2 separate regions of the Homo sapiens genome follow, and region 2 is linked to region 1. A link is an interaction called in ENCODE POLR2A ChIA-PET data of the cell type or tissue named here. Cell type or tissue: OCI-LY7. All regions are shown on one strand. Each heading gives the region's core, and the rest is flanking DNA. Links, peaks and the distances in the headings are about the cores only. Region 1 overlaps CHSY1 (chondroitin sulfate synthase 1). Region 2 overlaps LRRK1-AS1 (LRRK1 antisense RNA 1).

Region 1 (9,391 bases), core at 765-8,764:
AGGTTTAAGCAAATACTGCACCATTTTATATCAGGGACTAAAGCGTCTGTGGATTTTGGGGTCCTGGGATCATTCCCTCTTGGATGATAAGGAACAGCTGTATATACCCTTAATTCCTATTATCCATCAGTTCTACAGAGAGAAAAACCCATATCCTCCCTTCTTTAACTTCCAAGATGATTTTATCATGAGTCCTTTTAAACTGACTGCCGTGTAGCCATCAGACAGCACATGTAATAGTGATTTTGGGGAACTCACAGAAAATCTCCCCACCTTTTTAATGGTAACTAGTAGAATAACTATTAAAGCTTAAAAATCACAATTGAAACGACTCAATCTTACTCCATTTTTCTTTCAGTTTTTCTTGTTGGATAAAAAAATTTTATTACAAAAGTAAAAATTCTCTGTTGTTACATGTTTTGATTTCTTTGGTTGCTTGTTAGCCTCAAAGCTTTTGCCCAGTTAAAACTTTTTTTCCAGCTCTAAATATACCTGTTGCAGAAAACTTAGAAAATTTAGAAAACACAAGGAAGACTATTGGCCGGGCGCAATGGCTTCCGCCGGTAATCCCAGCCCTTTGGGAGGCCGAGGTGGGCGGATCACAAGGTCAGGAGTTCGAGACCAGCCTGACCAACATGGTGAAACCCTGTCTCAACTATAAGTACAAAAATTAGCTGGGCGTGGTGGCAGGTGCCTGTAATCCCAGCTACTCGGGAGGCTGAGGCAGGAGAATCGTTTGAACCTGGGAGACGGAGGTTGCAGTGAAATCACGCTGTTGCACTCCAGCCTGGGCGACAGGGCCAGACTCCGTCTCAGAAAACAAAAAAAAAGACTATTAAATCCTTTCTGGTTTTCCCATCCAAAAATAACCACGGTGAATACTTTGGGGGTGGAGTTGTACGTTATTTTATTTTTGTATATGTACTTTTGTTCCCTTGGTAAGCCACATCACAAGTATATACTGTTGCCTGCTTTTTAAGCTTACCCGTATATTATGAATATTTACCTAGGACAAGAGTCATGCTATAGATGCAGTTTTGTACAGAAGTGTATTTTATGTAGTTTTTCTTAAAACAACACTGAATGGAAATGGAGACTATGATATTAACCCATTTATGCCTAGAGTTCCATTATTGGAACGCTAAGCTTGTGGGAGTTATTTATATCCCGCTCAAGGTTATCACCAAAGTCTGATTTTTTTTCCACACAAAAAAATCGCAACCTCTGACATAAATGGGTTAAGTCCTAACCAGCAAAGGCATTCCTTAGCTAAGCTAATACTGGTCCAGCTGAATTACTTAACTGTGATTTGACTCAGTGTAGGAATAGCGTTTAGAAACCTAGAGTGATGGAGGATTCACTTGGCACTCTCAAGTTTCAGCTGTCTTATCTGGGCTTGAGCAAGGGTTGGACATCAGTTCATTGAAAATGAGCTTTTTCTGGCAAGGCCTCTGCAAACGTTTTGTCATTTCAATTAAGTGAGAGTTCTTTGCTCCCGGTAACAAATGTGTTGATGGCAAAGCTGACGTTTGCTTATGAAAATGAAGGAACTGGACTTGTTGATATTGCAGAAGAGGGGACAGCTTGCTTCTTTGGGAGCATTCCCTTCAATTATTTGAAATTATTAATGCATCCCCTCCTCCTCCTCAGGATGGTGGTGAATCACGATTTATGTTCCTGAACTCGTTCACTTTGTGGAGCTCTTCAAGTTAAAGGACCCTAATTGAAAAGATTATAATTTCTTAAGATTGGAGGGTTTACAAAGACTTGACATTGAGAGATTTCCCTCAAACCAACCACCAGTCATTTAGAACAGAAAAGGACAACATGAGGTTTTTCCCTGAGTTACCTAAAAAGGAACAGATAATAATTGGGTGGAGTTACCATAAAACTGTAGGGTTGAGGTTAGACTGTTTTTAAAATTAATTGGTTTCTCTTCTTGGGCAAATTACACCATTTCAGTCATAGTTGAGACATTAATTGCGTCTGTGCTGGTTGTACTGCTGGGGCCTCTTTCACTGTGTTCTTCCTGGTGGGGTACACGGGAAGCAGGGCCAAACTATAATGAAGCTTCATCCTCAGTCTAGTAGGGAAGTTTCTCGTGCTCTACCGCGAAATGCTCGTGAAATTTGCAGTTAGGCCTCTTTCCTGTAACATTGTCTGAAGTTGATAGTAAAAGAGGATTTCAGTACATAGCTTGAGGCTCAGGTTTTAAGAAGCATTTTCCACATTACCTTTGCTCCGTGTGCTCCTGAGACTGACTAGTCCACGTGGAGCCCACACTTTCCTGTTCTTTCACTACCTTATTTGATTTGCAAACTCTTGTCTTCCTTAATAATAAGTCATACTTACATAGTGCCAGGCAGGCTTCTAAGCTGTTTACAGAGAGCTCATTTAACCCTCACAACAACCCCCGTTTACAGATAAGGAAACTGAGGCACAGAGTAACTTGTCCCAAGTGGAGCTGGAGTTCTCGCCCCCATGGCCTGATTCCAGAGCCAGCTCTTGCGGTGATGCTGTAGATTCGCCTCCTTAGTTGGTTGTTCTTTGAAGGCAGGAATTGTCTCGCCCACCCCATCTCCCAAATAACATTACAGTGTTTTAGTATTTTCATGGCTTCCTAGGTTGAAAATTTCTCAAAGTACAAGATAGAAATGATTTCTGACCTTTTGCAAACACGTGTGGCACCATTAAGTTACTTATTGTACATGAGTGGGCAGTATTCAGTGCACACATTTAGTGACCTCTATTATGTGCCAAGCACTGAAATTATTTACATTTTCAAAGAATTGTTGCGACTGCCAAATGAAAAACATTTCTCTATAAAGAGAGCATTATCAGGGGCTCCTCGACTTGAATGGGGGGTCATTGCACTATAATTTTGTCCTTACTAACTTCCCAAGGCTGGAGGAGTTCTGAGAAGTTATCTCCCCTCCATATGTCACCGCATCAGAAGACTCTGTATAGCTTGTCACACATTCACACATTGTCGCATTTGCAAAAGGACTTGTCCCTTTGTAGGTGGGATTGGTTTTTCTTTAAATTAATTTCCACATCTCTACGTTTATTCTACATCCTTTTTCTTCAGGAGCATATCCTTTGTGAAAATGAAGTGCAGTACCTAGAACAGTATCTGTTAATAACCGTGGAATGAATGTCTGGGCTGAATTTGTTTTTTGTTGTTATTCTTGTTCTTTGTTAATGAGTTATTTAAGTGGCGTAAGAATACAGGTCCATTTTAAATCCATAGGCACTAAGGGAAAACATTAACAACACCATCTTATATCCATTCTGTGATTTTGACATCTCAGAAATTAGGATGCATTTTATAGTTACCGGCGTCATGGGATTATGATTGGCAGTATTTTTTAAATTTGTTGATAGATAAAACAATGGTGCATCTTCCAGTTAACATCCTAAATGTGATGAAAAAATGTATATATTTAATCCTTGCACTTTTTGAGAGGCGTGTTGGCAGAAAGTCGAATTCCATTGAATTTTGCCTCTACTTGAAAGAGATACATTCGAAGTTGTTTTGTATTCCTCATATTTGGGTTTGGAAGAGAAATAAAAGCCAGTCATTTGTTTTCCAAGTGCTTCATTGTAAGTTCTTTTTAAAATTACAAAAGTAAATATTTAGAATCTCAGTTTTGCAAGATGAAAAAAGTTCTGGAAATGGATGGTGCCGATGGTTTCACAACACTGAATGCTGCTGAACTTTACATTTAGAAATGGTTAAGATGGTAAGTTTTATGTTATGTATATTTTATCACAATTTTTTTTAAAAAAAACAATATGATACTTATGCAGTTGTCCTTCAATATAGAGATGCATAGAATAAAAAGTGAAAGTCACCTTTGTCCACACACATTCCAGCTCCTCCCAATTTTCCTCCTTGTGTACCTCTTCCGCAGAGATTTGGTGTGTATCTTTTCAGATATTTCTCTCCTAAGACTTTCCCTTAAAGATGTGTGGGGGTTTCATTGATCCTTCAAGTAATTTTTCACTATAATAAATACACTTGTAACAGGTAAAATAAAAAATATTTGAAAGAACATCATTTGATAACTGCTTTTTTTATTTTAAGATTAAATTTACTATTTTATTTATTCTCCACGATACATTTTTCTTGGAAGTAGTCTGTATGAATGAATTATTATAGCCAAACAACTTTAGATCTGAATACAGAACGTGAAGAAAGTAGGAGGGAAAGTGCGATATGATAGCCTTCAATTAGCTGCTCAGCAGAAGCAGCCTTTACGTGGTTTCCTCGCAGTTGACCACTCATCTTCCCTCTGTCGATGGGCAACCGTTGTCTCTTACACCCTTTACGTGGTTTCCTCGCAGTTGACCACTCATCTTCCCTCTGTCGACGGGCAACCGTTGTCTCTTAAACCCTTTATGTGGTTTCCTCGCAATTGACCACTCATCTTCCCTCTGTTGATGGGCAACCGTTGTCTCTTAAACCCGGGTCTGGGCTGCTGCAGTAGTTTACTCAGTGGTCTTCCTGTGTCCACTCTGGCTTCCTTCGGCCTTCTTCTCCATTCCTAGGGAGTTCAAAATGTGTGGGCCTTAATCTTGTCTTCTGCCGCATTCCCTCTAGAGGCTTCCTGTGGCTCTTGCAACATAGAGGCCTGCATCTCTAGTGTACTCTGCCAGGCCTTGCACATTTGCCTCTGTTTTTTTTTTTTTTTTTTTTTTTTTTAGATGGAGTCTTGCTCTTTTGTCCAGGCTGGAGTGCAGTGGTGCGATCTCGGCTCATTGCAACCTCTGCCTCCCGGGTTCAAGCAATTCTTCTGCCTCAGCCTCCTGAGTAGCTGGGATTACAGGCACACGCCACCATGCCTGGCTAAATTTTGTATTTTTTTTTTTAGTAGAGATGGGGTTTCACCATGTTGGCCAGGCTGGTCTTGAACTCCTGACCTTGTGATCTGCCTGCCTCGGCCTCCTAAAGTGCTGGGATTACAGGCATGAGCCACTGCCCCCGGCCACATTTGCCTCTATATTAGTCTGTTCTCACACTGCTGATAAAGACATACCAAAATAGGTAATTTATAAAGAAACAGAGGGGTTTTTAAAATTATTTTATTTATTTATTTTTTTGAGACAGAGTCTTGCTCTGTCTCCCAGGCTGGAGTGCAGTGGCACGATCTCGGCTCGCTGCAAGCTTCGCCTTCCGGGTTCATGCCATTCTCCCGCCTTAGCCTCGCTAGTAGCTGGGACTACAGGCGCCCGCCAGCACGCACGGCTAATTTTGTTTTTGTATTTTTAGTAGAGACGGGGTTTCACCGTGTTAGACAGGATGGTCTCAATCTCCTGACCTCATGATCCGCCCGCCTCGGCCTCCCAAAGTACAGGGATTACAGGCTTGAGCCACCATGCCCGGCCCAGAAACAGAGGTTTAATGGACTCACAGTTCCACATAGCTGGGGAGGCCTCACAATCATGGTGGAAAGTGAAAGGCACGTCTTACTTGGTGGCAGACAAGAGAGAATGAGAGCCAAGCAAAAAGGGAAACCCCTTGTAAAACTATGAGATCTCATGAGACTCACTCCTGACCATGAGAACAGTGTGGGGGAAGCTGCCCCCGTGATCCACTTACCTTCCCCTGGGTCCCTCCCGCAACATGTGGGAACTGTGGGAGCTATCATTCAAGATGAGATTTGGGTGGGGACACAGCCAAACCGTATCAGCCTTCTTCCTCGCCTCATGACAGCGCTCTCGTGCCCTGCATTCCTTGATGTTTACCCTGTTTCAGGGGAAGGCTCCCTGTTCTGTTGGTTCAGCTCATGTCCTGTGCTCTGCCCTTTGGGAGTACTTCTCTTAGTTCATAATAATATATACATTAGTCTCATTATTCTGGTAAGTGTCTGTCTCTCCTGATGTCCTCTCTGTGAGTTGGGGATCACGTTTTTGTTCACCACCACATCCCTTTAGCTTAGCACATACTTGGCACTTGGTTCAAAGAAAATTTTTTGAGTGAACCATTTGATTTTGTTTTTTGTTTTATAGAGTTGAGAAGTTCTTAGGTAGGGAGTTGATAGTATCACAAAATTAATCTGTATACCCAGACCTTGGTCCCCTGGCAGTTTGGTTTTCAGCCATAACTAAAACTTAGTTATCCCAGAACAGTTTTAACACTTCTTCATTTTTTGTTGGGGTTCTTTTGAAAGTTAATTTAGACTTTGCAATACGCGGTAACCTGGGCTTTCGTTAAGAGGAACCAAGCAGGCCAAGTAGCTTTTTATCATTCCATTGAACACGGCGATACAAGATGAGCAGATAACGTGAATTCCTGAAAATCAGCTTGGAATAAACTGTTCTCTAACTGATATTTATTTTAATTCCAGAACATGGTCCAAGACAATTCCTGGGAAAGTTCAGTTCTTCTCAAGTGAGGGTTCTGACACATCTGTACCAATTCCAGTAGTGCCACTACGGGGTGTGGACGACTCCTACCCGCCCCAGAAGAAGTCCTTCATGATGCTCAAGTACATGCACGACCACTACTTGGACAAGTATGAATGGTTTATGAGAGCAGATGATGACGTGTACATCAAAGGAGACCGTCTGGAGAACTTCCTGAGGAGTTTGAACAGCAGCGAGCCCCTCTTTCTTGGGCAGACAGGCCTGGGCACCACGGAAGAAATGGGAAAACTGGCCCTGGAGCCTGGTGAGAACTTCTGCATGGGGGGGCCTGGCGTGATCATGAGCCGGGAGGTGCTTCGGAGAATGGTGCCGCACATTGGCAAGTGTCTCCGGGAGATGTACACCACCCATGAGGACGTGGAGGTGGGAAGGTGTGTCCGGAGGTTTGCAGGGGTGCAGTGTGTCTGGTCTTATGAGGTAAGAACAGAATTCTTTACCATGGGAAAAACTTAATTTTGTCAATTTTGTCATTAGTTCTGAGCGTATCATAGGAAACTAGAGATGATATCCTCTTTGAGGGTTGAAGTTGGTATTATTCTACATTTTTAGCCTTAGATTAAAAAAAAAATTCAGTTCCCCTTTATTACCTTTTCTTGGCTTTGAGCGCATATCTTCTGTACTTTTTCTCCCCCCAGAGAGAGTCTTGCTCTGTCTCCCAGGCTGGAGTGCAGTGGCGCCATCTCGGCTCACTTTAACCTCCGCCTCCTGGGTTCAAGCAATTCTCCTGCCTCAGCCTCCCGAGTAGCTAGGATTATAGGCAGGCGCCACCACGCTAGGCTAATTTCTGTATTCTTAGTAGAGACGAGGTTTCACCATGCTGGCCAGGCTGGTCTCGAACTCTTGACCTTGTGATCTGCCTGCCTCAGCCTCCCAAAATGCTGGGATTACAGGCGTGAGCCACGGCGCCCGGCTCTTCCATACTTTTGTCCTAATACTTAGTTAATAAATAATGGCATTTGGGGCCTAAAGAAAAGATAATGGGTTGCTGATGGTCATGGTGATATTTTCTTGATTATCCAGAAAATCATCTTGTCTGACTTCTGCTGATTCCACAGATGTAATTGCAAGAATGTAGGATATCTCCCTATTTGTTTTTGCAAAGGCCTGGCTCTTCTCTTCTGGTCATAATGACCTACACAGATTAGAAACTTAACGTGTTTTGAATTTATAAAAGGAATCATGGTATAAAAAAGCCAATAGCATTTGACTTCGCATTTGTTGTGTACCTTGACTGTTCAGATAGTTACTTTAATCTGTGAGTTTATAATATAGTTGTTGCTTTCAGAATAGTTGTCGTGCAACTTCTGAGTTACCGTGACACATAAATGAAATTTGCCGAAGGAAGTCCGCTTGTAGATGTTTTCTCTGTAGCAGTTGTAGAGAAGATGGACTGGCTTTGGACTTTCCTGTGTTGTTGCTGCACCCTTTGCCTGCAGATTGCACAATCTGATACCAGTTAATGGTGAAAAAAATTATTGAGGTTGTATTGTCTTTAGGTTGATAAACTCCTGGCAGTTGTGAGGAGCAGAGGTAATTGCTAGATCTTTTGCCCAAGAAAAAGAATACACTTTCTAATATGAACTGTTAGCTTTTTTCTGAACTAATGTTCTAAAGCACGTACTTGAGTGAAAGAGCAGTATTCTTGCCTGTACTTGTCCACCCCTAGACTTGCTTTTAAATGTCTGCTAATCACTCTTACTTTTTTTGTTGTTTGAACTTTAGGGAAGTGGACATTTTCAAGCATACAGGGAGTGGCCATGTAATTTTTAATTACAAAGTCACAAAGATACATTTTAAATCCTAAATGTGATCTTGAGTGAACTCTTCAATCCCTGTGTGCCTTATACTATCCCCCCAACCCCAGCACATAGGGGACAGCTCACTGGGCCTACGGGATCTCTCTGTCGTCACGGATTTTTGCAGCGAGGAAAGCTGTTTGAGGGTTTCACGCTGTTTTAAGCAGAATACAGCTGGCAATATTTCTGCATTTTTCCCCATCCTAAGAAAGTAGTTATAACCTTGACACATTTCATTATGGTTAAAATAGGTAACACATTGTATATTTTGGAACACTTTCCCCTGACCATCATCTCCGAGAAGCCAACCTTCTTGCCGGAATCATAGAGGACAGACCTTCTTTCGGGAGAGAATTTTTAAAAGTATGTCTTAGTTAGGTCGTGCTGTTATATACTGCTGGACAGACACCAACAGAGCCAGTCTCTTGAGTTTGATCAAGAACTTGGGTTTAGCGTTAGTGCCAAGAGGTAGTTAGAAAGTGTCATCCTGGGGCTGCAGGGTGGGAGGCCATTTTGGAGATGATTTTCCTCTGACGGGAGGTAATCACAAAAGGTTTCTGATGGCCTGCGAAGGGGTGCATGGAATGATCCTGTCTGGACACTTGGAGCCCCCTCTGAGGCTTGGTGCATCCTGTCAGTGGCCTCATCAGCTGAAGGGACCTGGTTGGTGAGGAGGCCTCCTCCCCGTGTGGTCCCGTCTCCCTGCCTTGGGAGGTGGGTCAGGGACAGCAGCAGCAAGGCTCTCCTTGGGAGTGTGGTTATTGGGCCTGCTGCTGCTCTGCGTTTCTTTAAATGCCCTGTGGTGTCAGAGCTTTGACTGACTGCTGCAGGCTTCTCCTGGGCTTGTGCCACAGGGCCCTCCCACCTGCAGTGCCCAGAGCTCTCTTTTTCTCTTCTGTGAGCTGCCTTGCCTGTTCGTAGTCTTGGCCCGTATTTCTGCTGAAATGTTGTCTTACAGTTTTGTTGAAGTGCTTTATTCTGGATAGAGTATCTTTTCTCAGACTGTGACTTAACTTTTCACCTTAATTGTGGGATTTTTATTGTACGCAAATTGTGAATCTAAGTGCAATCTAATGCATCATTCTTTTCCATTACGGTTTGTGCTTTTGTGTTTAAGAAATTCTTCCCTTCCTTAGGTCACGAATATGTTTTCTCCTGTATGTTTT
Region 2 (9,391 bases), core at 860-8,859, 110 kb after region 1:
TATAGGCCACACCCTCTCCAGTCCCCACAGTGCCACTCAGAGTGCACCAGGCTTGTCCCTTGGGCCAGGATCTGACATGGCCACCGATGGTGGGGAATGGGCAGGACTCCAGCCAGGCCTCCAGAGCCCACGGACCACTTGGCGTCCCTGACCAGACTGCTCCCCATGTGAGGATGGAGGTAGCTTTTCCTGGGGTGCCTTGGTGGAGACTGGCAGATGTGTTGGCTTCGGAAGCAGAACTGCACTATGCTGCAGTGAGCACCTGAGCCCCTGCCTTGCCTAGGAGGAGAGGCCCACCTCACGCCTAGATCTGTAGATGCATAGGCTACGTCTATTCCTGTCGCAGGGTGGCCACAGATGAGGAACCTGAGGGCAGAGGGGAGGCCAGAGGGGTCAGTGACTCACTCAAGGTAAGACCCAGGACTCCAGCCCCCTGCGAGCCCTGAAGTCCGGTGTTAGTCCCTACAGCGAAGCAGATACCTAAGGCATCCGCTCCAACCCACGGTCTCCAGGGCCGCATACACGCTTCAACGGCTGGTGTATTTTCACTCCTGCAACGATCTTTTAAAAATTAAATATTTTTGAGTTGGCAATAGTTGTATATTAGTACAAAATTTAAAATGAACCAAAAAGCATCTGGTAAAAATCTCCTTTCCTGCTCCTGCGTCTAGTGACTCTTTCCTGGAGAAAACCAGTGGGGCCATTTTCTTGAGTATCTTTCGGGAGATATTTTTGCTTAGTCAGGCAAATACATTTATAGACTCCTTTTACCACTTTTAACCTGAATGGCAGCATACTATACATAATGATTTGTTCCTTTCTTTTCTTTTGGCTTAACATGTTATAGAGCTCATTCCTTATGCATATAGAGCTACCTCTTTTGTGTTAATGGTGGCATGGTATTTCATCATCGGAGTCAATACTGCTGTTTGCACAACTCTAGGCAGTACCTTTCACATGGTATTCAATGAGGCCCTGGATAGATGCACTATATTTAACCAGCTCTCTATTAAAAAAATTTTACTGTGGTAAAATACACACAGCATAAAATTTACCATATCGTATTAGTCCATTTTCGCATTGCTATAAAGAAGTACCTGAGACTGGGTTACTTATAAAGAAAAGAGGTTTAATTGGCTCCTGGTTCTGCAGGCTGTACAGGAAGCATGGCTGGGGAGACCTCAGGAAACTTACAATCATCGCAGCAGGTAAAGAGGAAGGAGGTACGTCTTACGTGGCTGGAGCAGGAGGAAGAGAGTGAAGGGGGAGGTGTCACACACTTTTAAACAACCAGGTCTTGTGAGAACTCACTGTCACAAGAACAGCAAGGGGGGAATCCACCCCCGTGATCCAGTCACCTTCCACCAGGTCCCTCCTCAAACACTGGGGATTACAATTTGACATGAGATTTGGGCGGGGACACAAGTCCAAACCATATCACATATCAACCCTTTTTAGGTGTGCAGTTCAGTGATATTAAGTACATTCCCACTGTTGTGCAACCATCACCACTATTCATCCACAGAACTCTCATCCTATGAAATCAAAACTCTGTGCGCATTAAATACTAACTCCCCATGCCGCTCTTCCCTTGCCCAGCCCCTCCACAGAACTCTCATCCTATGAAATCAAAACTCTGTACGCATTAAATACTAACTCCCCATGCCGCTCTTCCCTTGCCCAGCCCCTCCACAGAACTCTCATCCTATAAAATCAAAACTCTGTACGCATTAAATACTAACTCCCCATGCCGCTCTTCCCTTGCCCAGCCCCTCCACAGAACTCTCATCCTATGAAATCAAAACTCTGTGCGCATTAAATACTAACTCCCCATGCCGCTCTTCCCTTGCCCAGCCCCTCCACAGAACTCTCATCCTATGAAATCAAAACTCTGTGCACATTAAATACTAACTCCCCATGCCGCTCTTCCCTTGCCCAGCCCCTCCACAGAACTCTCATCCTATAAAATCAAAACTCTGTACGCATTAAATACTAACTCCCCATGCCGCTCTTCCCTTGCCCAGCCCCTCCACAGAACTCTCATCCTATAAAATCAAAACTCTGTGCACATTAAATACTAACTCCCCATACCGCTCTTCCCTTGCCCAGCCCCTGGCAACCACTGTTCCTTCTGTCTCTATGATTTTGACTCCTCCAGTTATCTCATCCAAGTGGAATCACACAGTCCTTTCTTATTTCACTCGGCATTATGTCTTCAAGGTTCATGCCTCCTGCAATGTGTCTCAGACTTTTGTTCCTTTTGAAGGCTGAGTAATATTCATTGTCTGTATTTACCATGTTCTTTATCCATTCATTCATCCATGCATGCTCAGCTTGCTTCCACATTTTAGCTGTTGTGAATAACATTTCTATGAACATTGGTGTACAAATTTCTCTTTGAGATGCTGCTTTCCGTTCTTTCGGCTACAGACCCAGAAGTGAAACTGTTAGATCATATTGTAATTCAATTTTTAACTTTCTGAGGAACTGCTGTACTATTTTCCACACAGCGGCAACATCTTACATTCCCAGCATCACAAGAATTCCAATTTCTTCACATCCTTGCCAACACTTGCTATTGTCTGTTTTTTTTTTTAAATAGTAGCCCTCATAATGGGTAAGCAGTGGTATCTCGTAGTTTTGATTTGCATTTCCCTAATGATTAGTGAGTTAAACATCTTTTCCTGTGTTTGTTGGCCATCTTCTTTGGGGAAACATCTATTCAATCCTTTGCCCATTTTCAAATTGGGTTTTGTTGTTTGTTGTTGTTGTTGAGTTTCAGGAGTTCTCCATATATCCTGGATATTAATCCCATATCAGATATATTATTTACAAAATTTTCTTCCATTCTGTGACTTGTCTCTTTACTCCAACCAGTTCCCTATGAATGGACATTTAGCTTGTATGCTAGTCAGCTCCGGCTGCTGTTAACAGATATCACCAACTGGGGTGCTTAAACAACAGACATTGATTTTCTCACAGTTCTGGAGGCTGGAAGTCCAAGATCAAGGTGCCATCAGAGCTGTTTCCTGGTGAGAGCTCTCTTCCTGGCTCATAGGTGGCTGCCTTCTTGCTGTAGCCTCAAAGGCAGAGAGGGAACACTCTGGTGTCTCTCCCTATTTTTTTTTTTTTTTTTGAAACAGAGTCTGGCTCTGTCACCAGGCTGGAGTACAGTGGTGCGATCTTGGCTCACTGCGACCTCTGCCTCCCAGGTTCAAGCGATTCTCCTGCCTCAGCCTCCCAAGTAGCTGGGATTACAGGCATGTGCCACCACACCCAGCTAATTTTTGTTAGTAGAGATGGGGTTTCACCATGTTGGCCAGGATGGTCTCGATCTCTTGACCTTGTGATCTGCCCACCTAGGCCTCCCAAAGTGCTGGGATTACAGGTGCAAGCCACTGCACCCAGCATCTCTCCCTGTTTTTAAGAGGAAACCAGCCCTAGAGAATCAGGGCCACCTCCTTCTGATCTCATCTAACCCTGATTGCCTCCTAATAGCCCTATCTGCAAATACTGTCACACTGCAGGATTCAGGCTTCAACATATGGATTTAGAGAGGACACAATTCAGTGCATAGCAACTTGTTGCCATATTTGGCTATTGTCAAATAAAAACAATACGGAGGGCTGGGCGACCTGCACATTCAGTCCCTTAGAACCAGAAGCTTGAGCAGCCCAGAGGCCAGTGCAGACCCTGCTTGCCTGGCGCTTTGCTGTGACCTCTGCTTGACAATGCTTGCTGCCTTGGAGCTGACGGGCTCTCGTCCAGCTCAGCTGGGGCACAAAACCGTGTAGCTTTGTCTAATTAAGAGCCACAGATGAAGTGCACCTTGGATGTGTTTCTTATTATTTCGGATGAAAGGTTGGCCTCTCTAGAAATCACCCCCAAGATTACTGTGCCTCAAACCTCGCTTGTTCCAGCCGATAGGGAAATGACGTTTTAACGATCATGTTAAATGAAACTGTAAGCTTGACCTTATTAGCTGCCTCTTCTTAATTAGCTGCTTATGCAAGCATTCTTTCCCCCCTGTAGATACAAATCAACAATTTCCAAGCCATCTTTGAACCAACCCACTCTTCTGTCCCCTTGCCAATTCCCTAGCTCCAGGGTTAATAAACTTCACATATGCTCAAGAGCAATTGCGTTAAGAAATGTTGCTTCCACGTAATTACTAGCAAAGTGCAGCATCAGCAGCCATTCATCCCTCACACATGTGCAAATTTACTGCAGGGTACATTCCTAGGAGTGTGTGTCATGGAGGACGGCTTGGCAGCTAGCATTCTGTGTGCTCTCCTCGCTGTTCCTTCAAAGGCTGGAAGGTGAGCCACTGCTTTTCCCGCTTCCCTTGCCGCTAGAGTTCTAAATGTGAAATGGGTTATGCCCGGTGGTCAATGTTTAACAACCAGCTCTCAAAAAAAAACAAAAAAACAACACAAAACAAAAGCAACCCGGCTGTTAGTGCTTGCTGATTTCCATGGTGTAAATATATCCACTGTGGTCAATTTCAATCTTGCTATCCCCTGGTGTCCCTGGACCTGGAATTGGAATTGCCGTGCACCGTTGGCTGTCACTAGGCTGAGCCAGCTCCAGCACATCCATAGTCCTGCCAATTCTTCGCACACCACTATGATTCAGAGGCCAAGACTCTCCTCCTGCTGCTTTTGGCCGTTTCTGCTGGCGAGCAAAGTTGTGGTGGTTGTTTTTCCTGTGGCAGCGTTCCAGGGTCCATTCAGTCCCTTTGTGGGGTCAAGAGGCAGGTATGGTACAGCACTGGGAGCCTCCCGACCCCCACCTGGCTGAGTGGAGTCAGGCTAGCAGAGCCCAGCCGGCTGGTCCCCAGGCCTTTTTCCGGGCACCACGCCAATAGGCCTGGCCCATGCCTCTCAATAAAACGGTAAGCCCCTAATTTCCTGTCTAAACCCCTTTTTGCTTAAAATTGTTAGAGTGGTTTCTGTTTCCTGTAACTAAACCCTGGCTGATGTAAAGTGGAACCTGAAACTGCATTTTTTTTTTTTTAAAGCAGATGTACGTTTTCCTTAGGCTTGTCTCCTAATCTGTCTGTGCAGAAGGATTTTAATGCGTTGTGAGGCCTGGGAGGACAATAATGAGTAAATTGGCACTCATTAAGCTTTGTAAATCTGAGAACTCTGGAGACAAAGCATCTGAGTGAGCTGAGAAGGGTGAGACCCACTTCTAGGGTCTGTGAGGCCCTGTCCTCTTAGCACTCCTTCTGCCAGGCCCCGGCAAGGCTGTCTGTGTTCACCAGGCAGAGGCTAGGCTGTAGGATGCTGGCGTTAGTTAGGGAGAAACTGGATTTTCTTAGATCCACAGAATCAGACACAAGTCATGAGACTATGTCATTTAGTTTGCAACTCCAAATGCTTTTGAGGCTGAGTTAACTGTGGGACGTCTCTTTGGATTTACTCTCAGGCAGGGCTCCTCCCTGGGGAGCAAACTACTCCTGAGGTGAGATGGGGGAGAACAGATGTGTACCAGTGATCCCAGCAGCCTAGGGAGGAGGCCCGACTTGCAGAGGCATTCTTTCAGCTCATTAAAGAGCACCCTCTTTGATAAAGGCAATTACCTCTTGGGAAAGAAGCCTGTTAGCAGCCCTCAGAACCTGGGTGTGAATGAATTTCCAGGTTCTTTCCAAGCTGAGAGCAGGTAGGTACTGCGAGGATGAGGCACAGCCTGGGTAAGTCTGGCAGCCGGAACTGTGGGGAGTAGACCCACCCACGGTCACTAATAAGAGGGGCTAGTCGGGACTGTGCCCTGAGAAGTGGGAGCTGAGCCCTGCAGAACCAGCTTCTAGGCTCTGTCCCCTCCTGCTGGCCCTTGGATAAGCCTCTCTGGGCCCCCTGCTTTCTCATCTGTCAAATGGGGATTATATTACCTAGCCTCATAATGTTCTCCTGCGGTGGGTAAAATGGAATCTTCAAAGCGCTAGGGAAATAGAAAGTGAGGGCGGGGTAGTGGGAGCTGTGGGCCTGGGTTCAGGCAGCGAGGTGACACACTGTCACTGAAGTCACAATAATAAAATCTACTAAGTCAGACGACTGGTGTTTTTGTTGCTGTTGTTTGTTTTTCTAATTACCAGGCATGATTAAATACTCCTGCCAGGGAAAATATTTTGTTGATCTAAATTCTAAACAATTGTGAGGGTTTATGTATATATATATATACTTCAAATCAACATGATTTTATTTATTATCCTTTGATAAGCTTTGTATTCCAAGTGAAAGTTAATTTCAGAACTCCCAGGTATAAAGTCGGTCCAGAAATGTGCTTTTCAAAAGTAAGTTGTGAGCCGTCTGAAGCCACTTTGGACATCATTCACGTCTCCAGTGCCCCAGGGTGCTGTGAATTCCTACATTTAAACAGCAGATTTGACGAAGCAACAATAGCACAGTGATCGGAAAGAGGAAGATTCGGAACTTAAGTTACTTCAATTCTGTATTCTGTGTGACCATTGAAGTCTTGTTTGTGTTTAACATTTAAAACAGTATAAGAGGCCAGGAGCGGTGGCTCATGCCTGCCGGTAATCCCAGCACTTTGGAAGGCCGAAGTGGGCGGATCACAAGGTCAGGAGTTCAAGACCAGCCAGACCAACATGGTGAAACCCTGTCTCTACTAAAAATACAAAAAATTAGCTGGGCGTGGTGGCAGCCGCCTGTAATCCCAGCTACTCGGGAGTCTGAGGCAGGAGAATCCCTTGAACTCAGGAGGCAGAGGTTGCAGTGAGCCGAGATCGCGCCACTGCACTCCAGCCTGGGTGACAGTGTGAGACTCAGTCTCAAAAACAAACTAACAACCCCAAAAAACAGTACAAGAGCACAAACTGCAAGGTGAGGGGACATTTTAGTTCATATATGAAATATTTTACTACATTGGAATGATATATTTAAAATTGGAAACATGTTCTTTTTAAATTATTAATTTAAAACTAAGGAACAAATCAAGAAAATTAAATATTAGAGAAAATATAGTAGTTGCCCAAGTTTTATCTTTTGCAGATGTTTTGTCTCATTTACTGAAATATAATTGATATACCATAAAATTCACTGTTTTAAAGTATACAATTCAGTGTTTGCTTTTTCTTTTTCCTTTAACCGTACTCACAAGGTTGTACAGCTTTCACTGCTATCTAATTCTAGAATATCTTTGTCACCTGAAAAATAAACCCCATACCACGAGCAGTCACTCTTCACTTCCCTCAGCCCTGGGCAGCCACTAGTCTATGTCTTCATGGATTTGCCTATTCTCAGAATTTAATAGAAGTGAAATCATATAATAGGTGACTTCTGCATTTGGTTTCTTTCCCTTAGCGTAATGTTTTCAAGGTTCTTCCATATTGTAGCATGTCAGAATTCCCTTCCTTTTGCTTTCCTTCCTGAATCATATTCCCTTGTATGGCTATACCAGATTTTCTTCTCCATTCGTCAGCTGCTAGGCATTTGGGTTATTGTCACCTTTTGGCCATTGTGAATCATGCTCCCATGAAGATTCATGTAGAAGATTTTGTGTGAATGGAGGTTTTCATTTTTCCTGGGCATAGACCTACGAGTGGAATTGCTGGTCATGTGGAAACTATGTTTAACGTTTTGAACAACCGCCAAGGGATTCGTCCTTTTGTGAGTGTATATCCAGTCCCAGCAATTTCTCCACATCCTCACTAACGCTTAGCTGCCCTTTAAAAATTAGAGTCATTCTAGTAGGTGTGAAATGGTCTCTCACTGCGGTTCCTTTTTTTTTTTTTTTTTTTCCCAGAGACAGAGTTCTGCTCTGTCACCCAGGCTGGTGTGCAGTGGTGCAATCTTGGCTCATTGCAATCCCCCCACTCCCAGGTTCAAGCGATTCTCCTGCCTCAACCTCCTGAGTAGCTTGGACTACAGGCACCTGCCACCACATTCAACTAATTTTTTTGTATTTTTTTGTAGAGATGGGCTCTCGCCATGTTGGCCAGGCTGGTCTCGAACTCCTGACCTCAAGTGATCTGCCCGCCTTGGCCTCCCAAAGTGCTGGGATTACAGGCATGAATCACTGCACCCAGCCTCTGTGGTTTTGATTTGCCTTTCCAATGACTTTTGATGTGATTATTGGCCATTTTTGTATGTCTTCTTTGGAGAAATGTCTATTCAATTCCTTCAGTCATTTTTGAATTGGGTTATTTTGTCTTTTTATTACTGAGTTTTAAGAATTCTTTATACATCCTAGAAGGAAGTCTTCATCAGATACATTATTTCCAAGTATTTTGTCTCATTATTTGTATCGTTCTTTCACTTTCTTGGTGGTTTGCTTTCTTTTGTTGCTGATGGTATCTAATCTAAAGAAACCATTGCCTAATCCAAGGTCAAGGAGATTGACGTCTGTTTGCTTCTGAGATGTTTTTAAGTTTTAGCTCTTACATTTAAGTCTTTGATCCATTTTGAGTAAATTTTTTAATGTCGTGTGAGACAGTAGTCCAAATCCATCCTTTTGTTTCAGCACCATTTTTTGAAAAGATGATTCTTTCCCCATCAACTTATCTTGACACACTTCTTGCAAATCAATTGACCATAGATGTAGCTACTTGAAGTTTTATTTCTGTTTTCCCTCAACTTCTTATTTTCAAAAATTTAAGTGGCAGGCCTTTGTTCTTCCCTCTTGTTACAGTTTGACATTCCTTCCTAAAAATCACTCTAAACTTTGTGACGGGTCCCAACTGTCCTCCTCACGTCCCCAGCACTTAGCTGGGGCAGTTGGCCTGGGGGCCTTGGTTCTCCTCCATGTGCCCCTCCGGCAGGCTGGCTCGGGCTTCTCACAGGGACCGGAGTTCCAGAGGGACAAAAGCGAAGATGGAAGGCCCCTTAAGGCCTTATTTGGAGTCACATGGTGTCTCTTGTGCCACTCTTTATGAGTCACAGCAAGTTGCAAGGCTTGGCCAGATTAGAGGGGTGGGGAACTAGCCTGTGCCTCTTGATGGGAGAAGATGGAAGGAATCTGCAAAGAATCTCTGACATTTTAATTCACTGCAATCTCTGAACATGCCAGAGTGTTTCCTAAGAACAGGAGAATTTTCCTGGATAGTCACACATGGTTGTAAAGTAAGCATCTTCAGAGAAGAGGACATTTAATAGAGGCCTGAATGAAGAGAGGGAATGAGACATGGGGAAGAGTATTAATATCAAGAGGAAGAGCACGTGCAAATGTCCTGGGGCAGAAAAGGACTTGGGGTGTTTGAGAAGCAGCACAGAGACCCAAGCAATGGGAGTGAGGGTGGGGCTGTTGTGAACATCAGATGGGATAAAATATGTAAAAGGGCTGTATTATGGAATAGTGAGGGGAACTATTTCTCTTCATACTGATTCTCTGAAGATATTTTCAGAGGGTGGGAGAGGACAGAAAAGGAGAT

The links. ChIA-PET counts read pairs that join two places held together with the same protein. Peaks named below come from ENCODE experiments on the same cell type or tissue, not always from the same donor. Only the 100,000 strongest peaks of a DNase experiment are listed, where the experiment ranks them.
Region 2: POLR2A ChIA-PET joins it to region 1 with 19 read pairs; 7 of 35 experiments call an interaction of 5 or more read pairs at or near these places.

The regions. Positions count from the first base shown.
Region 1 is chr15:101,232,537-101,241,927 of GRCh38, reverse strand. It overlaps CHSY1 (chondroitin sulfate synthase 1), which reads left to right. Exons shown (of 3, transcript NM_014918.5): 2 at 6,351-6,846. Among named protein-coding and RNA genes, the nearest start is that of CHSY1, 15 kb to the left of the region's middle. RefSeq lists an enhancer at 2,035-2,084. In OCI-LY7, for the core only: no CTCF peak of the experiment used is centred there; no DNase peak of the experiment used is centred there.
Region 2 is chr15:101,123,227-101,132,617 of GRCh38, reverse strand. All of the region lies in intron 1 of LRRK1-AS1 (LRRK1 antisense RNA 1), which reads left to right. Among named protein-coding and RNA genes, the nearest start is that of LRRK1-AS1, 24 kb to the left of the region's middle. RefSeq lists silencers at 1,172-1,371, 5,713-5,762 and enhancers at 4,593-4,762, 4,973-5,082, 5,373-5,422. In OCI-LY7, for the core only: no CTCF peak of the experiment used is centred there; a DNase peak (open chromatin) is centred at 4,927; H3K4me3 peaks cover 1,411 bases; H3K27ac peaks cover 1,690 bases.